Regions from separate parts of the Homo sapiens genome. Here all the other regions are linked to region 4. Evidence: chromatin loops called from intact Hi-C (ENCODE). Cell type or tissue: heart left ventricle. All regions are shown on one strand. Region 1 overlaps TMTC1 (transmembrane O-mannosyltransferase targeting cadherins 1). Region 2 overlaps TMTC1 (transmembrane O-mannosyltransferase targeting cadherins 1). Region 3 overlaps LINC02386 (long intergenic non-protein coding RNA 2386). Region 4 overlaps TMTC1 (transmembrane O-mannosyltransferase targeting cadherins 1). Region 5 overlaps LOC105369715 (a long non-coding RNA gene). Region 6 overlaps TMTC1 (transmembrane O-mannosyltransferase targeting cadherins 1).

Region 1 (4,000 bases), 220 kb after region 4:
AAGTAGGAGGTAACACTGAAGCTAGTACACATTTAAAGATTTAAAATTATATCAGTTGCTTGGATAACCAGAAATGTCCACAAAGAAGTATAATGACAACCCACATGAAATACCATCTAAAAAGAACATCTCAGGTTCTATATCACCCTGAATGTACCCCTTTGAAAGTATTTAACCAATTTTTTAAAAAACTCATTAACTATATTCCTCAAACGTTTTTCATACACTATAGGAAACTAATTTCTTTTTGTCATTGTATCCATCTCACTCAGCATACAATAGATTCTAAATGAAAATTTACTGAACTTACATTAAGTTGCAATTGGAAAAGATCATCTTTCCCTTTGACTTCAAGAATCTCTCATTTTATTTGGTGTAGCCTTCATTCTTCATTTAAAACTAGGCCAAGCAGTAGGAAATAAAATAATATTTTTGGAAATAATCTTAATAGCCATCTCTCACTATCTGAAAACCTTCCAGAGTTCCACAAATATGAACCCAAATCGCCCCTTCTCCATCTGAACTCACTCTGCCTTCCTGTAAAACTTCCCAGAAATGTAAGGCCGTGAGTTCTCAGATAAGCTGGTTTGCAGCATGCCATATCCCTTCCCAGGAAAGGGTATGGGGTCACAAAATCTGGCACCAAAGGGGGTTGTGGGGTGGAGAGAAAGGGAGAAGAAAGAGTTGTTGGCTGCCCTCTGCTTCCTCACTCCCACAGCCTGGAGCTTAAGATAAACCCCATCACTGTCTTTTAAGTTTCTTCTTTGACAATAGCTCTGATTTAGGAAAAACAAAACAAAACAAAACAGTAACAGTCTGTATTTGTGAAACAGAGACACACAGCAGAGAAGGACTAGAGTCCTTCCTCAAAAGGACCCCAACTCCATGTCAATCAAATGGCTCTACCTCAAGGAACTGGCATAGGTCTGCAAACTGGGTAAGACATCATGACTCTACATGTGGTGACCCAAGCCTGATTCCTGGCCCTGAAGCTGGAGTTTTCCTGGAATAAATTTTAGCAAAATTTTAGAGGGCTGCCCATCTACTTCATTCCTAGGGACAATATGATTAATAAGCCACCACCAATGATCGCTGCAGGTCAAAACATTCTGATTATCACTGTGTCCCAGAGGCCCATCATGATCAAGGCATTCACCTTGTCTTTGGCAGCTAAGCTCTGCCACTTGGTCTTTGGTACTCCAGGAACCTATCACCCCATGAAGTCAGAAAGTCCACCTCAATGGCAGCATCTCCTACATCACACCTGGCCTACAGAAGAGATCCACCAAAGAGCTTCTCGAAGTTGCAGGTGCTCCTTCACCAATGTAATTCTCAATGCCTCAAAAAAGGGAAAGTCATCTGGCCCTCTCTGGGAATACAGTGGAGACATGAGTGTGTGTGTGTGTGTGTGCAGGTGGCATGTGATAAACGCATGCCAGCATTCCTATCTCAATAAGCCTTTGCGTTCCTTTCTCTACATTATGCCAGGGAGATTTTAGCATCTCAACCTCATTAAACATGGGCCCCCATGAGTCCCAGTGGTTCTCAACTGTCTTAATCATCTGGTGTGGTAGCTACAATTGTTGATTCTCCGATCCCATCCCAAGATATTCCAAGGCAGCAGATCTAAACTAGGGCCCAGAGATCGGCCCCCAAGCAACCCAGGTGATTCAAAGTCAGGTGATACTCAGAACAATGAGAGACAGGTTTCAAAGCTTAAGGGAAGGCTGCTAGTATTGCCCAGCTTTCCAGAAAAGCCCAGATTTCTCAGCAGTAACACAAAGAATAGAGTACATTCTTTTCCAAAGAAATACAAACCAGGGAAAACCAAAAATTAAAAGTAACCCTTTATTATCTGTTTCTGGTGTCTCCAGTGTTGGGTTCTCCAACACTTTCAGCATGGGTTTCCACAGCCCAATGCTAAGCACACAGCACATTCTCCTGTATTCCTCTATTACTGTTCATCTTTCTTTTTCCCAACCTCTTGCCATCATTACAGATCTCAAATGCTTATAAGAGGTTTCCATAGTCTTCTTAGATCATTCAACCAATAAATAACAACATCTGGTTCTTCTCATTTCTCCTCTAAGGCAAAAATCCCTTTGGCCCTCAATCATTTTGGTTGCTCTTCTTCTGCATTCCCTTCAGTACCAGGAATAAATCAGCAAATCATTATTGCTTAATGTATCTGAAGTACAAAATGATGTAGCTCCCAGGCACCAATGCAAACAACAGTCCAGAGGGGAGATTGATACTCTGCAGCTGAAGCAAAATTCATGGCTTTGATTTGAGTTCAAGGCATCACATCCTTATCTGGCTATGAGGAAGCTGCCCCACAGGAAAGCTGCCCCATGGGAAGGGAGGTTATTGTCACTGTTACATTAGTACTAGAGTAATAGTACAGTTATTAGAGTAATAACTGTACTAAAGAAAGGGTAAGAAAACTGAAGGCAGGAAGATCAGTAAATATATCTGGAAGGTAGCAAGTCCCGGAAGAAAATCCTCAAAAAGAGAGCCAGCAAATAATAAAAATTATGACAGACCAAGGCCAAATATTTTAGTTTTAACTGAGCTGTCAATTTTTAGCATTTTTTTTTAAATGTGTGTTTGGTGTTTGGTGGAGTGCCTGATTGTAATGCAGTTCTGACATCAACTTCCCAGAATTAACAAAAACTCCCAGTTGAGGGCAAAGTCGTCCACAAAACTCCTCACACTTCAGACATCAGCCACAAGTTCCTCAGGCCACCAGTACTTCTGACCAACTGGCTACATAATCAGGGCCTCCCACAACTCCCTCAGGTTCGATCATTCATTAGAACAACTCAGAGAAATCGAGTAACCCCTATACTTATGGCTATAGTTTTCTTATAAAGGATACAAGTCAGGACCAATCAAAGGAAGAAACCTACGGGACAAGGTCCAGGAGGGCCCTGAGCATAAATGTTCTATTTCTTCAGGATGCTTCACCCTCCTAGCACATCAAGGTATGATTACCTACCAGGGAAGTTCAAGCAAACTTCAGTGTCCAGAGTTTTTATTGGGGGTCCCAGTATGTAGGCACAATTGATTGAAATCACTGACCACACAACAATTCAATTTTCAGCCCCTCTTCCCTCCTAGGAGGTTGAGATATAGGAGTGATATCACATGCCTCACAGCCCCAACCCTCTAATCATATAATTGGTCTTTACACCACAGCCAGCCCTCACCCTATAACCATCTAGGAGCCCACCATGAGTCAACTCCTCCTTAGCATAAACTTAGGTGTGATCCCAGGAGTCCATCATGAATAATAAAGAAACTCCTCTCACTTGGGAAATTCCAAGGGATCAGAAGTTTCCTCCCAAGAATCCAGCACGAAGACCAGAAAAAAATCACTGTCATGTTAGTTTCTCTGATAACATATTTTCAGGTACTTGTACTCCATTTGATCCAACAAGGCCATTCCTTATAGAAAGCATAGGCATGGATGAATCTTAGGAACCTGAGATTGGAGTGTAGTGAGAACCCCCTATAATTCTGGGTTTTGAAGGTACAGCTGCTGTTTCTCACCTTGAACTTTGCAGCAAGCATCCACCAACCATTTGTGCTGCAACCTGCCACCTAAGAAGAGTAAGATCCAAAAGCGCTACAGATCTTCATTCTCTACACAGAGTTACAGTTCCAGCAAGTTCCAATAGAAATTCAAAGTCATCCCTTTCAGAATCTCTCAGTAAACAGAACCCATTGGTATCCTCTGTATACATCTGAGGAAATTCCTAGTCTGCCTCCACTTTTCTCTTTGAGAAAGAAAGAACAAAGGTAAATTAGTGAAAAAGTAAACCAAGCAGACTTTTTCTCTACATTATAATCATGTAGCCTTACCTTAGTATTTACCTGAAAAATCTGAGCAGTCACAAAAAGGATTTATTCATTCTTTAAAAAATTAATTCATTTTTAATTGACAAATAATATTCCTTCTTTCAATGATAAATCTTGAGTCCCTACTTTGCAAGCCAGG
Region 2 (4,000 bases), 180 kb after region 4:
CCCATCACCCTGTCCAGAGGGAGGAGGCCACTCCCCACATCCCCTTTATGCAGGCTTCTCATGCCATTTAAAGTCAGTCCAACAACACAGATTGGAACTGGTCTCTTATCCACATAATTTCATTATGCTCGAGGGCCTCCAGGATAAAGCCTCTCACCTCTATACTCAGCTGTAGGTTTCCAACAATGTTCCAGTACCTTCTCCTATATATACTGAGCTTCCCAGTACAGTGAACGTGGACTTGGCTCAAGAAAGACCTGGATTCAAATAGTGACTGCATGTGTTACTTTTGACAAGTTCTTTTCTCTGAACTCAATTTTCTCCCATGCAAAATATGGAACATGAGATGTCAAGCCCTGGGCATTACCTGCTTTAATCATCATAACAATCCTATGAGAGAGATGTTACATTAGTCTCATTTTGCCCATAAGGAAACTGAGGTCTAGAAAGGTTGAGTAACTTGCTGAGTCACAGATGGTGTGGGTGGCGGAAGTAGGCAGTCTGGCTCCACAGAGCCTCCTTCACGTCCTCCTTTCTCACCTTCTCAGAATCCTGAGGGGGTAACTGCGTGGGTCAGACCCAGGCCTAGGGCCTACCTGATGTGACTTAATCACCTATGAGAATGCCCTTGGTTAACATAAAAGCCATAATGAAGGGAAATCCTTAACATCCTCTAAAAAGTTGTTCACTTATTATCACATTATTTTTATGCCTAACACCAAAGAGCTGACAGCCATTTTAGTGACATAGGGAGGCTATACAAGTCAGGCTAAAGTGCCAGCTGTTCACCACACTCTTATCTCCAATATTCCTTCTAGAATTAACAGCTTTTGATAAAAATTTCCATCTTCTGAACACATTCTGCCTTGTCACTCTCCTAGCTGCAACCTGACAAAATTTGCAGTCAGGTTGGCTTTATGCCTCAGTGTGAGCTTGAATCTCTTATGAGCTACTTCTCTATTCACTCATCAGTCTTTCTCTCCATTTCTGTGCCATCAATAATTTTTCTGAACTCAACACATCATGCTCTTTTCTTCACCTGTTTCAATATCGCTCTGCTCATTTTATTGTTTTACTTGCTAAGCTTCCCATGTCTTTGCTTTGACAATGCAAGGCCATTATTTTTTCATTGCAGTTTCCACAACATATTAATGCACTTGAAGTTGTTTATCTGTTTTTCTTTGAAGACCTACATCCAAGACTTTACTGGGGAAAATGTCTTGCTTCTGATATTACTGCTTAGGTCTTTGTGCCTTTTCATAATGCAATACTCCCCATTCTCTTTTACTTTGCCCAGGTACAGAATGTGTCCTAAAATAGATGTTGGCACACTGCTTTCCCACTGAGCAGACAAAAGGTATCTACTTAAACTATGATTCTCTTTTTCCTAATTCAATACTGCCTTTTGTCTTCTTACATTTCCACATGTCTCTTAATTTCCAGGAAAGTACAAATTATTCACAGGGATAATTTATTTCTCCTGAAATACCCTGCTGAGTTTGCCTGTCTCTAATAAAGGTCACACGCATTTACTAACCTGAAGAATAACTGGTATGCTCTGATTTTTTCAAGTGGGTTCTAGGAGACACAAGAACTCCTAATATGGATGAACTCCTGACCCTTCCCGGATACCAGTCCTTCTCCCTGCATGTCCCACCATTTGGCATGCTCTGCCTTTGGGCTGCTGCAGTAAGCAGGTGGATAACCTGTGTCCATAAGCCAGACGATCATAAGTTATTTTGACAGTTCTACAAACCAAACGGAGGATGCCTATATATAGACACAGATAGATCCACATATAGAATCATATTTTTAAAATACCTGAGCAAAATACTTTAAGAATATACCACATTTCTCATGCCTTTCCTATTGGGCTGCCACACTAGCGATTTTTCAAAAAGCTCATTTAAAATAATAACTTAATTTTGCTTTAATTTCAGTAGTTGGTTATTTAGAGTTTTTATTTTCTTCTTTTCCTTTTTGGAACAGAAGCTGTTACGGTAAATATTTCCAGGAGGCATGACTCCTTCGGCTTCAAGACCATCTATTGCCACTTTTAACTGATTAAAGTGATTGCCTGGGACTGCTGGATCTATTCCAACTCTGTATAAATATAGTCAGAACATAACGTGCTGAATCTGTGTGTGTGAACTCTGCTTCTCACTAGTATCTGGCTTCTGTTACAAGCGTTAGCTTCTTCTACACTAGTTAAAAATATCTAACCATTAAACAACTAAGCATATGCCAACCGTGTTCACATTCAACCGCAGAACTAAGCTGAACCTGGATTAGGTGAGCAGAGGTAAAGCACATGATAGAAGAAAACAGCAACACACATTCAGCATATAGACCTGCATGAAGACACAGAGTCCTCTGCATTCTTTAAGTAGGTGCTATCCTTAAACTGATCACTTTTTAAAGTTATTAGATTTCCCATCAAAACAAGCTTTCTGCTTGCACAGGAAAAACAGAGTGAATTAAGACTCAGGAGCCATGCTGCAGGGGCCTGATTTCCAGGTTCTCCATTATTAGCTGCATTTTTGCAGGGCAAATTACTTATCCTCCCCATGGCTCCCTTACTGAAGTTGCAAAATGCAGATAAGAATGGCACCAAGCACATAGAGTCGTTATAAGGATTAAGTGAGTTAATTTACATAAAGTGTTGAAAAGAGTAGGCAAATATAGTAGTCACTCAATAAATGTCAGCTGTATTACTAATTATGCTCAATATATTCTGCAGAATTATTTATTGGAATCCAGGATTATATACAGTAAAACTATTACCTCATTATGTAATAGGTGTTTAATAAATTCTTGTGAAAGTATACTCACTGAAGCAGGGCCATTTCATAAAATACTCTAGCATCAATGTTGACAGGCACGGAAGGAAGACTGCATTTTTAACTTGAGTTCAAAGCCTCACAATGTACATTGGGTATTGCTAAGAGTCACTGTTGGTGCAGATGCAGCTTCCGGACCAAGTAGGAGGTTGGGAGGGCCACATCCACCTACCTCCAGCTAAGCATCAACCGTGTAGCAGGTGTTGCCGTAGGTGAAAACAATGTACGAACAAAAAAGACAAATCTCTGAGTCAGCCTTGCATAATTTGGGGCTTGGGAAAAGTAGTTCTCTCTGGGTTACTTCGGATTTGTAGAGTCTCCTCGGGTCTATTACAGACTGTAGGTTGAGGAGATTAAGACAAGATGACACCTGAGGATTCCTGTGGGTACATTTTCTTCCTGGCCACATAGATCGTCCAGTCCATTCTCTCTGGGGAAATCAACTGTATGACCAGATTAACTAAGGGTGAAGCATAATTTACATGAGATCGTTATGGGCTCAGAAAGCAGCCAATATACAGAAAGCCCAGGGCAGGCATTGCCCCTGAGGAGACAGCAAAGGCAATGGGACCAAAGGCTATGTTAAGGTAGACTTGAGCTCCACCCGTAGTTTCACTCCTTAGGTAAAGCCAAAAAAAAAAAAAAAAAAAGGACCGGAAAAAGTATGACTCAATAGGAATATGGATGTTTATCACATTATTTTTTCATACTCCCCTGAATAACTTAAATTTATTCAGAACAAAAAAAGGAGAAATAAAGAAAAGTAACCTTTTCCTTACTTAAATTCTCTCTCTCTCTCTTTTTTTTAAGACAGAGTCTTATTTGGTCGCCCAGGCTGGAGTGCAGTGGCGCGATCTGGGCTCACTGCAACCTCCGTCTCCCAGGTTCAAGTGATTCTCCTGCCTCAGCCTCCTGAGTAGGGGGGATTACAGGTGCCCACCACCACGCCCGGCTAATTTTTGTATTTTTAGTAGAGACAGGGTTTTGCCATGTTGGCCAGGCTGGTCTTAAACTCCTGACCTTGTGATCCGCCCACCTCGGCCTCCCAAAGTGCTGGGATTACAGGCGTAAGCCACCAGGCCCGGCCTAAATTCTCTCTCTTAAAAAACAAAAATAAAAAGCTAGTGACTCACTAGTGCGCCACCATGACTACGTGCAAC
Region 3 (4,000 bases), 730 kb after region 4:
TCTGTCACCCAGGTTGGAGTGCAATGGCGTGATCATAGGTCACTGCAGCATCAATCTCCTGCCAGGGTCAAGCAGTTCTCCTTTCTCAGCCTCCCGACTAGCTAGGACTACACCACACCTGACTAACTTTTTATTTTTATTTTTGTAAAGATGGGGTCTTGCTGTTGTGCTCAGGCTGGTCTCAAACTCCTGGCCTCAAGCAATCCTCCCGCCGCAACTTGGCCTCCCAAAGTGCTGGAATTTCAGGCATGAGGCACCACACCCAGGGAAAAAAAAACTAAAAAAAAAAACATAATCATAATACCATCATTAAGCCAACCACTCAGCATAACTATTCTTTAATATCAAATATCCTGTTATTGGATCCTGTTATCTCTAAATATCCATTAATTTTATATATTTTTGCTTGCTTGAATCAGGATCCAAATAAAATCCCACTTTATGATTGCTTGTCTTTGAACTTTTTTTGATCTACAGGCTTCTCCTTTCATCTCTTCTTTTTCTCCCTTGCAATTTGTTTATTGAAGAAACCAGGTTGTTTTCCTATATTTTGGATTTCGCTAAATACATCCTCACTATGCCATGTCTCAGAGTTTGGATTTTCCTGACTGTATGCTCATGAAGTTCTTTAACTTTTCCCTCACTTTCTTCTGTTCTCTGTATTTACTATAAATTAATAGTTTGATCCAAAGATTTGATCAAATTCAGGTTGGATTTGAAGAGCAGGGCAAAAAAAACTGTGCTAGGCTCTTCCATCAGGAGAAATGTAATGTCTAACTGTCTTCTTTTGGTGATGTTAGCATCCATTGATCAATTATGAATTGAAAAATAATGGCATTATTATATCATTCCTTCTTTATTTATTGGCTGTCATACTGTAGATACTGCTTTTTATAAATTATTGTTTTACCCAGTTGTACAATTTATATAGAAAAGACCAGATAGTTGAATTTTTCTTTTCAATATTTTTTTCAAAATGATGTCTTGTCTCATTTATATCCTACGATTGCGATGACTTTTATTTTTAAAAAATAATTATTATGAATGCAGAAATTTAAGCATATTTGACGTATTTCTATCCATTCCAATTATTATCCTTATCAATGTATAAAATATCCTATATTTGGTCAGAATGAGTCCCTTTAAATTTCCTCTTGAGACTTGTTGATATCATTCTAACAATCTTTGATAGAGTCCTTGCCATCTAGAGTGACAATGTGTTCTAGGCTTATCTTATGCATTTCTGGCTCAGACCTGAAATCAGCAATTTCTCCAAGAAGTTTTGGGGATTTTTTAGTGGTAGGTGGTATTTGGAGACCACAATCTTGGTGCTAGGGATAAATATTATAATTTTAAAACTTTTAAAAAATTAACGGCTTTATTAAGGTATAATTTATATACCATAAAATTCACCCATTTTAAGTGTGCAATTCAATTATTTTTAGTATATTTAGTGTGTTTATAGAAGTGTGCAACCATCACCAAAATCTACTTTTAGAACATTCTCCTCATCCCAGAAAGAAAACCTGTGCCCATTGAGTCACTTATCATTCTCAACTCAGCCCTAGGCAACCACTAATCTATTTTTCTCTGTATATGTATTAGGTGATTCTGTTTCAATATGTGTTCTTTTGTGTCTGACCTCTTTCAAGAAGCATTATGTTTTTGAGGTATATCAATGCTGTGGAGCATGTATCAGAACTTCCTTTTTATTGTAAACAGTATTTTATTGTATAGGTATACTACATGTCTTTCTCCATTCACCAGTTGGTAGGCGTTGGGTTTGTCTCCATCTGTTGGTTCTTGAGAATAGTGCTACTATGGACATTTACCTAAAAGATTTTGGTTGGACATATGTTTTCATTTCCCTTGGGTGTAGATACCTAGAAGTGAAATTGCTGGGTTTAAGGCAATTCTATATTTAACATTTTGAGAAATTATCATACTATTTTCCAAAAAATTGGCTACACCATTTTACATTCCCACCAGCAATGTATGAGAGTTTTGATTTTTTCACATCCTCTCCAACACTTGTTATCTTATTGTTGTCTTATTGTTTATAGTCAATCTAGTGGGTGTGAAGTGATATTGTGGTTTTGATTTGCATTTTGCTAGTAACAATAGTGTTGAGCATTTTTAAATGTGCTTATTGGTCATATCTTCTTTAGAGAAGTGTCTATTCAAAGTATTTTGCCCATTTTTAAATTGGATTATCTTTTAATATTGGATTGGAAGAGTCCTTCTGGATATGTCACTTATTAGATATCTGACTTATTTCTTCCCTTTTGTAGGTTGTCTTTCACTTTCCTGACCGTGTCTTTTGATGTGTAAAATTTGTAATTTGGCTTACGTTTAATTTGCTGGGTTGTTTTTCTTTTCTCACTTGTGTTTTGGATGCTGTGTCTAAGAAATCTTTGCCTAACCCAAGATCACAAAGATTTACTAGTATGTTTTCTTCTAAGAGGTTTATAGTTTTAGTCCTTACATTCAGGTCTGCGATCTGTTTTAGCTAATTTTTGTGTATGGTGTTAGGTAGGGACCCAAATTAATTTTTTGCAGATGGATATTCAATTGCCCCAGCACCATCTGTTGAAAATAGATTTTCTTTCCCATTTAATTTTCTTGACACCTTCATCAAAAATCAATTGACTGAAAATGAAAGGGGTTATTTCTGGGCTTTCAATTATATTCCATTGACCAATACATCTGTCCTTATGCTAGTACCATACTCTCTGTATTACCTTATCTTTGTAGTAAGTTTTGAAATTAGCATAAGTCTTTCAATCCTGTTCTTTTTCAGGATGGCTTTGGTTACTCTGTCTTTTGCATTTCCATATAAATTTTAGGATCAGCTCATCAATTTCTGCAGAAAAGCCAGCTGGGATTTAGACAGGCATTGGATTGAACCTGTAAGAATTTGGGGAGTATTGCCACGTTAATAATATTTAGTCTTCTAATCCATAAATGTGGGATGCCTTTCCATTTACTTGTCTTTAATTTCTTTCAGCAATGTTTTGAAGTTCTTAGTATACACACCTTGCTTTTGTTATATTTGTTCCTAATAGTTTATTCTTTTTGATGCTGTTGTGAATGAAATAATTTTCTTAATTTTATTTTCGAGTCTTCATTGCCGGTGTATATAAATACAATTGATTTTTGTATGTTTATTTTGTGAACTTTCTGAACTCATTTATTAATTCTAGGGGTTTTCTTAAGTGGATTCCTTCAGATTTTCTATGTATAAGATCATGTCATTTGTGAATAAGATAACTTTACTTCCTCCTTTCTAATCTGAATCCTTTTATAGATTCATTGCCTAATTGCCCTGACTAGAACCTTAGTAGGTGCTGAATAGACTGATAAACATTATCATCTTTATCTTGTTCTCAATCTAAGGGGGATAATATTCAGTCTTTCACCATGTGAAATATGTTAGCTGTAGGGTTTTCACAGATTTTTTTTATCATGTTGGTGAAGTTCCCTCCTGTTTCTTATTTGTTGAGGATTTTCTTTTCATGAGTGGATAGATATTGTTTTTATTCTTATTTACCTATAAGGAAACTAGTATTCAGGTGACCTGACTTCAAAGACCAAGTTCTTAATCATTGTGCTATCTCTATAGCACACTCTTCCATTTAATTTTCACTCTACCCCATCTCTGAATTCGTTTAGCTCACCTTGTTAATGTTGGTGTTCTCCAGGATTTTCAGCCCTTCCTCTGGTTATTCTCTCCTGAAGTGAGAGTATGGCTTCAATCATTCATTTGTAAGCTGATGACTACAAAATCTGTATCTCCTACCCTCACAGAGCTCTAGTACATCTTAAAGCTTCCAAGACTTTTCCACTTAGATATGTAAAGAACTTCCCAATCCATCATGTCCTAAAGTGCTCCATTACCCCCACTCTACTCAACTGGGCTCCACTTTCCAGCCTGAAACCTGGTGTGATCCTATAAGCTTCCCGGTCCTTGGTCCCTCTTCTCACTTTTTCTAATCAATTG
Region 4 (4,000 bases):
CTCAAAAAAAAAAAAAAAAAAAAAAAAAAAAAAAAAAAAAAGAGCAGGGAGACAGAGCTAGAGAGAAACAAACATGATTTGGACAAAGATGAAGGGGAGCAAGTGTAATGGGATTGGGACTAGAAGTAACTAAAGGTGGAGGGAACAGGTCACTACCACAGGGGTGCAGAGTGGGGGATAGAATTTCATGCTAAGAGGAGGATGCAGAAAATGCTCATCTGAAGCTGGTATACTAATGTGGTAGTAAGGGTGTTAAAAAGTTTTCTTTATCCATGTGGCTGGCATTGTCTACTCTCCGGGGCTTCAGTTAAAAGGTAGAGAAAAACTACTATCTTGAATGTATCAACTTCCTTTTTATGAAATAAAAGTTTGTGTGGCTAGTGCCAAAGGTATTAGGAAACATATCCCTAGCACTTAAAAGATAATGGTTACCCTTATTTCTGCCTCCTAATATTTTTTAGATATTCAATTTTCTAAAGGATCAGACTAAAGTAAATCAAATATATCCTGTTATCAAATTCATCTGCTATATAGTTCAATTATTGGACATTCCATTACATTTTCCCCTGAGTTTTGATTATAAGATTTATTGTAATACCTACCTAACACTCATATTCTATTATGTGAACAAAAGGTAGTTTTGGCAATAAGGGAGGTATGACATGGTTCTTCAAGAAGTTCTTTTTATATTCCATTTCAGTAATAAACACCAACAGCTATTTTAACAGAGCATTCACAGAAATATTTTTCCCATATCCTGAATTTAAATATTCTATTATATTCTGTTGAGCCATCAGGGACTTCCGCTCTGTTCATCCATAAAAAGTTCATGCTAATCTTGCCTATTTTCTTTCTTCTTTTTTTTTTTTTTTTGACATTTTAAATTCTAACCAAAGCCAACAAGAATTAATATAAATTAAGAATGCTGGCATGGAAAGCTGCTTCTTATCAACCTCTCACACTGTAAATGTGCTGCACAGCATCATGACATATTAGCTGCAAAGTCCAGTGAAATGGTCATAAAAGGGGCCAGATATATTTGGATAACACTCAGTGAAGTCTGCTGCTATGAATGGGTCTGAAGCCGTCTGTCATATAATTCCAAGAATTCAAATGAGTTGCTATAAGATTGCCTTGGATGCTCTGATAGAGTCACGTCTTATTTAGAGCTTCTGGCCTGGACAAAGACTCATATTTCTTTCGAAGTCAAGGTTATTAATAAACATCTGTGTTGTACAATATAGTAGCCACAAATTACATGTGGCTACTGAACACTTGAAATATGGCTGTCCTGAGATGTGCTGTAAGTGTAAAGCACACATTGCATTCCAAATATTTCATTTAAAAAAAAAAGAATGCACACCATCTCAGTAATATTTTCAATTTCTCACATTAAATTTTAAAAATTATGTTTTAATATTAATCACATGCTAAAATAATTTGAATACATTAGGGTTAAATAAATATTATTAAAAATAATTTCACTTTTTAAAATGTTTTAAAATCTGGCTACCTAAAAAAATGTAAATTACATGTATGGCTCTCATTTCTACTGGGCAGTGATGCTGCAGGCTGTAGCCCAGTTTTCAGGTGGGCCACAAGGAGGCAGTAGAGTGCGGTGGTTAGGGGCAGAAGGGCTAGAGCAGGTCTAGGTTCCATTCTGTGTCTTCTATTTCCTTACTAAAGGACTTTGGCATGTTACTTATTTTCTCCAAATCTTAGTTTCCTTATTAATCAAACAGGAATAATGATAGTGCTTCCTCTCAGGGATTATCAAATATAAACTGTTCACATCTAAAGAGATAACTTGGATTCTCAGAATGAGCATTAAGTTCCAGGTTATAAAGAAGGATACAATTTTTTAAAGTTAACTCAATAACTCAAAAGTTAACTCAATGGAGAAATCAATATTGTGTACATCTTAAAGTGAATAAATAGTAAAACAGATTAAGTCAAATCAAATTGAAAGTGTTTTTATCCTCTTCTTGCCTTTGACCCATTGCTATGGCTCAGAAATGTATTAAGGTAAGCAGAAATAAAGCTCAGTTATCTAAGTGCTATTTTCTGGGTCATCTCTCTCTGTTACTTAGCAACATAACTTCAGGGTGATGGAAATCAAATTTGCTGTTTCTTTAAGAGAGATGCAGGGTGGTCCTTTCTCCCAAAAGGCAATTGCATGCCATTAAACAGTCTAATATTATGTAATGTTTGGATTGGAAAGCTATTTGGGCACGTGGGTAATGGAAAGTGAACAGGAAAAGGAGTTCAAGGGTAGGGATTCAATCCTGGCTCTGCCATGGCCTGAGCCAAGGTCACATAAAACCTCTGAACTTTGGTTTCCTCACCGGTAAAATGGGGATGAGGAAGGCAATATATCTCCTAATAGATCGTTTTAAAGATTAAATAATGAATATTAAAAGAAACTTATCTGTAAACTGGAAAGCTTTTCAGAGTTAGCTCTTATCATTATTTTAATCTACTGAATTCTATGACTGACCTATGCTGAGATACAGCCACTTGGCTCTATGGTGTAACAGGCAAGAGGAGGTAAACAAGGATAACTTGTTTGGACCTCTGTTAACTTCTTAGGAGCTTGTTTTCTCTTCTTTCCTATTCACTGTAAAGACTCATTGTAAGGGCATCATGAAAAAAAAGGCACTCAGGAAACAGTAAAGTCTTATACAAATGTAAAGCATTGTTGTTGATTTGGATCATCATCAAGAATTGATTTTTACTGAAAAAGAGAAGGGGTAAAAAATCCTGTGTTGGTTACCCAATAACTCCTCTTACTGTGAAAAGTAGCCATTGCCAAGTTCCAAAATGCATTTTTAACTCACATGTACTAATTTAAGATGTTAGCAGTGATAAGATGAAAATTGAAAAAGGAAAGTTAGAGCATCCATCTTTTGCTCAGGTCTTAGCAAAATGAAACTTATAAGAATATCTGCCATTATTTTCAATTAGAGCCAAATTCAGCACCATATTATGATCATAACTGTAGAATAGCATTCCTAACAAGAAACGCCATTTTGTAGCCAAGCCTTTATATTTGGCTTCTATGGGTAAAATACTCATCTATATGATTTTTGAATGTAGCGCTATATAATCCAGGTACCCCAAAAGACATTTACAGGATTTTATATAACCAGTACGTTATTTGGGCTCTTAAGGAGGACATATACAGATGCAACAATGACTTATTAAAACACAAATCCTTAGAACTTCACATAAAGAAATACGTGCTCATAAAAGTAGCAGAGTGAAATAACAACATGATAATGATCTGTATCTAGCTATCTACAATAAGTAGATCTAATTTTTGTCACACTGTTTGATTTGCTATTTTTAAAAAGAGCCTCTTAGAACTAAAATATTTTTTCCACCACAGTTGTACACTTGTCTTCATTATCAGTTGTTTTTCCTTTCTTGTTTTTTTTTTAATACACAATTAGTTTTAATATCACTGTTAGTAGGGATTTGGGCATGGAAAAGGACTGTTGAATGTTCTTACTTTTAGCAAGACGTTAGCGAGTCTTTAGCAAGACTAAAAGTAAGAAAAAGCAGAGCAGTGTATTAAGGTGGGTCAAAGAAAATTACAAATTGTAGACTTAACGATAATTAAAACCTATATTGTGCTATACATATGCAAAGAAGCAGGCCAGACACAGTGTCTCATGCCTATAATCCCGGTACTTTGGGAGGCTGAGGCAGATGGATTGTTTTAGCCCAGGAGTTTGAGACCGGCCTGGGTGACATGGCAAAACCCCACTTCTACAAAAAATACAAAAAGCTTAGCCAGCCATGGGGGGGCATGCCTATAGTCCCACCTACTTGAGTCTGGGAGGCAGAGGTTGCAGCGAGCCATAATAACACCACTGAACTCTAGCCTGGGTGAATGAGCAAGACTCTGTCTCAAATATATACATGAAATAAAATATACATATAAAGAAGCACACCGAATGTGTTTTATTTTCTAGTCTATATTCTCCTCAGTCTTTCA
Region 5 (4,000 bases), 340 kb after region 4:
GTGTTACAATGCTTAAAGACAGTTCGTCTGGAGTTGCTCATTCCTTCCAGGGGGGTTTGTGGTCTCGCTGGCTTCAGGAGTGAAGCTGTAGACCACCTAGGTGAGTGTTACAGCTCACAGAGGAAGCACAGACCCAAAGAGCGAGCAACAGCAAAACGTATTGCAAGCAAAAGATCAAAGCTTCCACGGCATGGAAGGAAACCCAAAGGGTTACTGCTGTTGGCACGGCTGGCCTGCTTTTATTCCCTTAACTTGCCCCACCCACATCCTGCTGATTGGTCCATTTTACAGAGAGCCAATTGGTCCATTTTATAGAGAGCTGATTGGTCTGTTTTACAGAGAGCTGATTGGTCTGCTTTGACAGAGTGCTGATTGGTGCATTTACAAACCTTTAGCTGGACACAAGAGTGCTGATTAGTGCGTTTATAATCCTTTAGCTAGCACAGAGTGCTGATTGGTGCATTTATAATCCTTTAGCTAGACAGAAAAGTTCTCCAAGTCCCCACCAGTCCCAGAAGTCCAGCCGGCTTCACCTCTCACTGACACTTGCCGGACTTTGCGGCACCTAGCCCAGGCACTTTGGCAGCCCAGAGGGAGCTCCTCACAGACAAACAAGAGGAAAAGAGGGGAAGGGAGAAAGAGATGGAGACCCGCCATCGTGGCCAACGGCCCCGTGAAGAGGGAACAGTGGTCCACACATGGGGCCCAGCAGGCACCAGCAGGCTGTGCCCAGTGCGGGGTCCACCAAGCCCATAGCCCACCCGGAACCCCCCCCAGCCCACCAGCGCTGTGCGCAGCCTGGGCTCCCGCCCGCGCCTCTCTCTCCACACCTCCCAGTGAGCAGAGGGAGCCGGCTCCAGCCTGGGTCAGCCCCAGAGAGGGATCCCGACAGCGCAGCGGCGGGCTGAAGGGCTCCTCCAGCGCGGCCAGAGTGGACGCAGAAGCCGAGGAGGTGCCAAGAGCAAGGGAGGGCTGCTACCACGTTGTCACCTCTCAATAACATGATAAACTCATGGCCCCAACTACTAGAACCAGAATATTATACTAACATGCCTACCCACGGGCCCCTCCATCATGCCCTATCTCTCTGCCTCCCTACATCAGAGGTCAGCGCCAACCTCAATCATGTGTATGTGCATGTGTGTTCCTAAAATATATAGTTTTTAAAATTTGTTTTAACTTCTTGCAAAAGTTATTTTGCTACATAGGACCTTCTGAAACTTCAAATCTACTACTGCATCCATTACAAGAAACACAATTATTTTATATATCATCACAATAGTTAGAAACCACACCAGTTACTTGAGCAGAGAAATTTTATATAAAACACCAGTACTAGGTATAAGGTTGTTATCCACTGAAAGGGCAAAAAGAGAACTCTAAGGTATCATAGAAGAAGGAGCTATCATCCCCTATGGCTTAGAAAACAAAGGAAACTAAGGGATAAACTTAGAAAAGGGCCCCTGTGGGGCTGAAACTCAGATGTCTGAGGAGGCACTGCCCAATTGCTGCTGGTGCCTGACCCCAGAGGAGGGGCCTTCCTAAGGCTGGGACCCAGGCCTCTGAGGTGGAGTGTTACCACACTGGTTCTGTAAATAATGGAAGAATTACAAGCTGATTCAGCTGCTGCTGTGGGAATGAACTGCCACTGCTGCTGTGAAGAAAGATTGGCAGGGATGGAGGTCACAGGAACAGGAAGAGCAAATCCTTCTTCCTTCTCTAGCAAGGCAGTCTCCTCTGGCGCCCCCTATTGACGAAAGTCTTCATGGAGTCAGTTGGCAAAGCACACATCTGAATTTGCAGTCTCCTGCCTGCAGTCTCATGCGTTACATCAAACAGCCGATTATGGAAGGTGAATTTGGAGCTGAGAGGCAATCTCTTAATAAGTGGCACAACCAGTAATAAAGAAAAAAGTCCTTACAAGTCAGCTCAGAATTCTAAGATGCTATAAGAAAAACTGCACGTTAGAAGAGATGAAACATGGAACATTGCTGATTGGTTCATATTGTTGAGTTTAGCTGTAGATCATTCATTTTGATGCTATATAAAATTTCATTATGGGAGTATAGCTTAATTTATTCATTCTTTTGTTGAAAAGCTTTTAGATAATCTCCAGCTTTTGCCACTGTAACAATGTTGTTATGAATATTCTTGTTCATGTCTTCTGATAAATTTGTTAAGATTTTCTCTTGAATATAAATGTAGGCATGGAATTGCTGGCTAATAGGGTTTGTAAATGTTCAATATTAAAATATGTTACCAAACTATTTTCCACAGCGGCTGTACCAATTTACATGGCAACCTGCGATTGATAGATCCTATTGATGACATTCTCTCCAGGACATGGTATTACCAGATGGCTTTGAATATGTAAGAGCTCAGTGAAGCATTGCTCACAGGAAGGTGAGATCTAATGGAAAAGTTATTCATTTTGAAGAAACGACAAGAGGACACACTCCAGCCAATACATACATGACTGACTGGGAAAATTTTGGCAAAGGACTGGTGGCGAGAGGTCCAGTTTCATGTATCTGATTGCCTACATGACATCTTCCTTTGGATGTCTGACAAACGCATCACATACTTAGGGTGTTTTGATGGTGAAACCCCATCTCTACTAAAAATACAAAAATTAGCTGGGCGTGGTGGCGTGCACTTGTAGTCCCAGCTACTCGGGAGGTTGAGGCAGGAGAATCGCTTGAACCTGGGAGGCGGAGGTTGCAGTGAGCCAAGATCGTGCCACTGCACTCCAGCCTGGTGTCAGAGCGAGACTCTGTCTCAAAAATAAATAAATACATTAATTAATTTTAAAAAAAAGATGAACTCCTGAGAGTCTCACCAAACCTGTTCCTCTGGTTGTCTTCCCTATCTCAGTTAATGCCAATTTCATCTAGTTGCTAAGATGAAAATCCTTGAAGTCACCTTGCTTCTTTTTTTTATTATTATTATCCAAATTATCCGTAAGTAAAATCTTTTGGATTTACTTTCAAAATGAGTCACGAATCCAGTCACTTCTGATGAACTTCACAACACTGCCACACTGGTTCAAGCTACCATCATTCCCTCCTGGATTATGACAGCCTCTTAACTATTCTCCCTGATTCTGTCTTTGCCTCCCTTCAGTGTTTTTCTATGTCTTAGCAACTGCAAGGATCCTTTAAAAATGTAAGCCAGATCATATTACTCCTCTGCTCAAAATTCTCAAATGGATTCCTAACTTAGTACAAATGTGAATACACTTATAATCTTTTTTTTTTTTTTTTTTTTGAGACAGAGTCTTGCTCTGTCACCAGGCTGGGCTGCAGTGGCATGATCTCTGTTCACTGCAACCTCTGCCTCCCGGGTTCAAGTGATTCTCCTGCCTCAGCCTCCCAAGTACCTGGGACTACAGGTGCGCACCACCACGCTTGGCTAATTTTTGTATTTTTAGTAAAGACGGGGTTTCACCATATTGGCCAGGCCGGTCTCAAACTCCTGACCTCGTGATCCACCTACCTTGGCCTCCCAAAGTGCTGGGATTACAGGCGTGAGCCTCCGCGTCTGGCCATATAATCTTAAAATACATCTTTACAATCCTCTACAAGGTTCATGTAAGGTGGTACCCCATGAGCTTTCAACCTCACCTCCTACTACTTCGCTCCTTGCTGTTTTTCAAATGAGCCAGATATGATCCTGCTTAGGGCCTTTGCACTGGTTGTTCACCCTCCCTAAAATACTCTTTTCTCAGCTGTCTGCACAGTGCAGTCTCTCTTCAAGTCTTATTTAAATGTCATGTTCTCAATGGGTTTTTCTGCTTTCCCTGATTAAAATTACAAACCGCCTACTCGGCATTTGCTATTCTATGCTTTAGTGTTCTCCAGGGTATTTATTACCATCTAATACACAAGTAGCAGGTATCATTAAATATAAGAAACCATCAGTTACAAAAAACACTATAATTTTATGTCCTAGGAAATTAATTAAAAATTGGTGCCAATAAGACTTACATATTGCATTCTTA
Region 6 (4,000 bases), 110 kb after region 4:
TTTTAACATAGTGGAAAAATTAGCAGTGGTTTTCCTTTCTATAGAACAACAAACCACAAAGTTTAGGATATTTTTAGGTAAATTTTCCTTTTCTTTTTTCTGAAACAGAGTCTTACTCTTGTCGCCCAGGCTAGAGTGTAGTGGCGTGATCTCAGCTCACTGCAACTTCTGCCTCCCGGGTTCAAGCTATTCTCCTGCCTCATCCTCATGAGTAGCTAGGATTACAGGAGCCCGCCACCATGCCTGGCTAATATTTGTACTTTTAGTAGAGACAGGGTTTCGCCATGTTGGCCAGGCTGGTCTCAAACTCCTGACCTCAGGTGATCCACCCACCTCGGCCTCTCAAAGTGCTGGGATTACAGGCGTGAGCCACCACACCCAGCCAATTCTCCATATTTTGTTTCTCTGAAAGCTTGCTATGATGGCTATTTCACTGAGTCATATTTGTAAAGTGTCCCCTGGTTTCCTGAGAAAGTCCATTTCTCAAGAAGCTAAAGGCACCAAATAATTTATTGTTAAAATGTAGCGGCGGATCACGAGGTCAGGAGATCGAGACCATCCCGGCTAAAACGGTGAAACCCCGTCTCTACTAAAAATACAAAAAATTAGCCGGGCGTAGTGGCGGGCGCCTGTAGTCCCAGCTACTTGGGAGGCTGAGGAAGGAGAATGGCGTGAACCCGGGAGGCGGAGCTTGCAGTGAGCCGAGATCCCGCCACTGCACTCCAGCCTGGGCGACAGAGCGAGACTCCGTCTCAAAAAAATAAAAATAAAAAATAAAAAAATAAAAAAATAAAAAAAATAAAATAAAATAAAATGTAGCATCCCAATGTAATGAAAGCCTAAATTGGTAAAGAGAGCAGTGGACGAAAAAAAAAGATGACCTCTTCAAGATTTCTATTTCTAGTTGTTGACCAATAGTAAATGAGAAAGTAACCCAAAATAACATGGCCCTCTTTTTTGGTAAACACTAGGTCAGAGGCTGAGATCCCTAAGCTCAGACAGGAGCACTCTAAGGGCTAAATTCTCTGCATCTTTTCCTCTTCCCCTACCCACACCAAAAATAAACAAACTTTCCCCATCAGTCCAATACACACGATCTGTGAAGTAGAACCAAATAACAACACTCAATAACAATACTATTAACAGCAATAATAAAAATAGCAACAACTAATATGTCCCAGACACTAATCTAAGTGATTTGAGTGTAGTAACTTATTCACCACTTACAACAATTCCATGAGGAAGAACATTATAATTTCTTTCTTCTAAAGGAGGAGAACATAAAACTGGAAATAATACTTAACTATGACATCAGATTCTCTCAGCTATTCATTGCAACTATAAGATAAAGTACCTAAAATTGTCTTCAAATACAATTTACTATGTAAATGCTATTACTATTTTTTTCTAATTCCAGTCAAGTTCTCCATTCTTTTCCTTGCAAAGCCAGAGAACATGTCAACAACAAAACCAGACCACTGATGAAACCAACAGAATGAGAACTAAGGGTCCAGGGTTCTATTCCTCTGATCCCATCTAACTTGTCACATGATGTAAAATAAATCTACCTGAGCTTTACTTCCTTCCTTTATTAATGAATGTTAGACCAAATGGTCTCAGGGTCAGTTTTAGGTCTAAAATATTGTGATCCTTGGATGTTCTCACCAACTGATGACACCAAAACTGACGAAGGAAAAACGAAGAAACTACCCAATTTCAAAAAAAAAGAGAAAGGAATGTCAAGGGATTCGTGAAAAGTCAAATATTAGTTGACCCTTCACCTGGAGGAGGCCCTTCAAAATTTGAAGTTGCATATGAAAAAACAGTTGAACATTAATCGAGGGTATTGGCATCAAGGTTATTGGCATTGTAAAACAGTATTTGTAACAACTTCTGATTCTTGCCAAATAAAAGCAAAAGACTAAGGTTAGCCATAGTAAATTCCCTAATCTACGCTCCCACATACCCAAATTTTCTGACTACTCACATCCACCATCCCAGTATATCATGTTCAAATAAAGGTCAAGTTTACCATCCATAGTTACTTGGTCCTCAAATCCTATTGAGAGATATTAGCAGAGATCAGAACAACCAGCCAACCATAATCATCTACCCACCCATAATCTTGAGAACTAAATAAATGCTTATTATAAATCAATGACCTTTGTTAACACAGAATTATCACGTCAATAAATAATTGATCATATGACAAAGTTTCTTTGTTTGACCAAAACCTAGTCAGGTTCCTGAACCTTCTCCTAGGCCCATCTGTGTACTTTCTTGTAAAATCCAGTCTTAGCGAGAATCCCGCTAAATCAGTTTAGCCAGAAACCCCCACCATCAGAGCTGATCACTGTCAATATCTAATCAAGTTTTTCATCCTCCACCGTCTCCCAGGAGATGTCTCATCACCCTGGCCTATCTTTAGGAATAATCCTGTTAGGTCTATTTAGCCAGAATTCTCCCTTATTCATGATGTTTTCTCTTAGTAATTTTCCATCCACTGATGCCCCCCCAACCCACCACACCCTGCTCACTGGCTATAAATTCCCACTTGTCCATGCTATATTCAGAGTTAAGCCCCAACTCTCTCCACTACTGCAAAATTCCATCACAGTGGTCTCCGTATCAATTGCAACAGACCCATCCTCACCTTAAGGTTTTCCTTACAGTGCTTTAACAAGTGTTATTTGAATATTTTTAACACATATAGCAAGATGATCAATAAATGCTTACTGAGCCAAATCAAATTGTAAACATCTACCCCTTTTCTTTTCTTTCTTTTTTTCTTTTTTCTTTTTTTTTTTTTTTTGGAGACGGAGTCTCGCTCTGTCACCCAGGCTGGAGTGCAGTGGCACAATCTCGGCTCACTGCAAGCTCCGCTTCCTGGGTTCATGCCATTTTCCTGCCTCAGCCTCCTGAGTAGCTGGGACTACCACCATGCCTGGCTAATTTTTTTTTTGTTGTTGTTGTTGTATTTTTAGTAGAGACGGGGTTTCACTGTGTTAGCCAGGATGGTCTCGATCTCCTGACCTCGTGATCCACCCGCCTCTGCCTCCCAAAGTGCTGGGATTACAGGTGTGAGCCACCACACCCGGCCTACCCCTTTTCTTTTTCTGTGTTTTCCTTACCCTCTCGTGGTAGATCAGGGTACAAAATAAAAGTGCTCACAGTTTGGAATGTGGCAGCAAGTTGGAAGAGAAAAACCACTTTCCACTGGAAATGGTAATAGTGCCATTTCCCTTACCCGGAATACTAATGATTTCAATGAAGATATGAAATTAGTCTTTCCAGCTGTTCTCAGAATCTATAAACACCTGATAATTTTTGCCTAAATGTCAGCTCCAGGTAGCAAACATCTCAGATACAATGAATTGTAACTGTTTAACATTATAGCAACAAATCATAAACAGTGATATATGAAATTTCTTCTAGAACATCAATCTTAATTGACTTAACTTCCTTTGCTCTTTCAACGCAAAAAGGAAATTAGTAAAGAGTCACATATTCAGATCAAAAAAATGTTTTGGAATCAGAGCTTTTTCAACAGAAATGCAGATTTACTGCTTCTCTTTGAAACTCAAGAAAAAAGATTTCTCAGTTGATCAGAATATAGCAAAGACACAGCTCACATCAGAAAAAAAGCAAAAGCTTAACAAAAACAACAAAAGAATTTTAAGTGTCTTTTGACACTTAACAATAAAGGAAACTTAAGTGTTTATGGGTTCTCTCTTTAATGTACTTTCCTTGAACCCATGAAGTGCCTCGTCTAAACCTTAATAGGCAAAGGCATTCCATGGAGGAGTCGAACAACCTTTGATGTCTCCTTTGATATTCAAATAAAGATTCTGAAGGAAAGGAGCTCACTATTCTAAGAAAACAATGATGCATATTTCAGTTCTATCTACTCAGAAACTCAGACTGACCTTCAATACCCCATTCTAAGGCTATGATAAATTTTCCTTCCAGAAATTTTAAACTCTGAATTCAAGTTACTTCC

What was found. Peaks named below come from ENCODE experiments on the same cell type or tissue, not always from the same donor. Only the 100,000 strongest peaks of a DNase experiment are listed, where the experiment ranks them.
Region 1: it touches region 4 in a loop (2.0-fold over the local background); 45 of 110 quality-filtered maps call a loop at or near these places.
Region 2: a loop joins it to region 4, with 2.2 times the contacts of the local background. A loop is called at or near these places in 11 of 110 quality-filtered maps.
Region 3: it touches region 4 in a loop (7-fold over the local background); 13 of 110 quality-filtered maps call a loop at or near these places.
Region 5: a loop joins it to region 4, with 2.4 times the contacts of the local background. A loop is called at or near these places in 26 of 110 quality-filtered maps.
Region 6: a loop joins it to region 4, with 2.0 times the contacts of the local background. A loop is called at or near these places in 3 of 110 quality-filtered maps.

The regions. Positions count from the first base shown.
Region 1 is chr12:29,772,634-29,776,633 of GRCh38, forward strand. The region is part of intron 1 of TMTC1 (transmembrane O-mannosyltransferase targeting cadherins 1); the gene reads right to left. Among named protein-coding and RNA genes, the nearest start is that of TMTC1, 9.3 kb to the right of the region's middle. In heart left ventricle, no CTCF peak of the experiment used is centred here; no DNase peak of the experiment used is centred here.
Region 2 is chr12:29,732,791-29,736,790 of GRCh38, forward strand. All of the region lies in intron 5 of TMTC1 (transmembrane O-mannosyltransferase targeting cadherins 1), which reads right to left. Among named protein-coding and RNA genes, the nearest start is that of TMTC1, 49 kb to the right of the region's middle. RefSeq lists an enhancer at 1-1,098. In heart left ventricle, no CTCF peak of the experiment used is centred here; no DNase peak of the experiment used is centred here; H3K27ac peaks cover 2,209 bases.
Region 3 is chr12:30,284,732-30,288,731 of GRCh38, forward strand. It overlaps LINC02386 (long intergenic non-protein coding RNA 2386), which reads right to left. Exons shown (of 5, transcript NR_183469.1): 2 at 3,678-3,732. Among named protein-coding and RNA genes, the nearest start is that of LINC02386, 10 kb to the right of the region's middle. In heart left ventricle, a CTCF peak has its summit at 1,797; no DNase peak of the experiment used is centred here.
Region 4 is chr12:29,550,931-29,554,930 of GRCh38, forward strand. The region is part of intron 10 of TMTC1 (transmembrane O-mannosyltransferase targeting cadherins 1); the gene reads right to left. The region is part of intron 5 of LOC105369714 (a long non-coding RNA gene); the gene reads left to right. Among named protein-coding and RNA genes, the nearest start is that of OVCH1, 55 kb to the left of the region's middle. In heart left ventricle, a CTCF peak has its summit at 1,593 (motif pointing right); a DNase peak (open chromatin) is centred at 1,601; H3K27ac peaks cover 233 bases.
Region 5 is chr12:29,888,173-29,892,172 of GRCh38, forward strand. The region is part of intron 4 of LOC105369715 (a long non-coding RNA gene); the gene reads right to left. LOC105369716 (a long non-coding RNA gene) reads left to right here. Exons shown (of 3, transcript XR_931477.2): 3 at 2,278-2,391. Among named protein-coding and RNA genes, the nearest start is that of TMTC1, 110 kb to the left of the region's middle. In heart left ventricle, a CTCF peak has its summit at 1,743 (motif pointing left); no DNase peak of the experiment used is centred here.
Region 6 is chr12:29,663,433-29,667,432 of GRCh38, forward strand. All of the region lies in intron 5 of TMTC1 (transmembrane O-mannosyltransferase targeting cadherins 1), which reads right to left. Among named protein-coding and RNA genes, the nearest start is that of TMTC1, 120 kb to the right of the region's middle. In heart left ventricle, no CTCF peak of the experiment used is centred here; no DNase peak of the experiment used is centred here.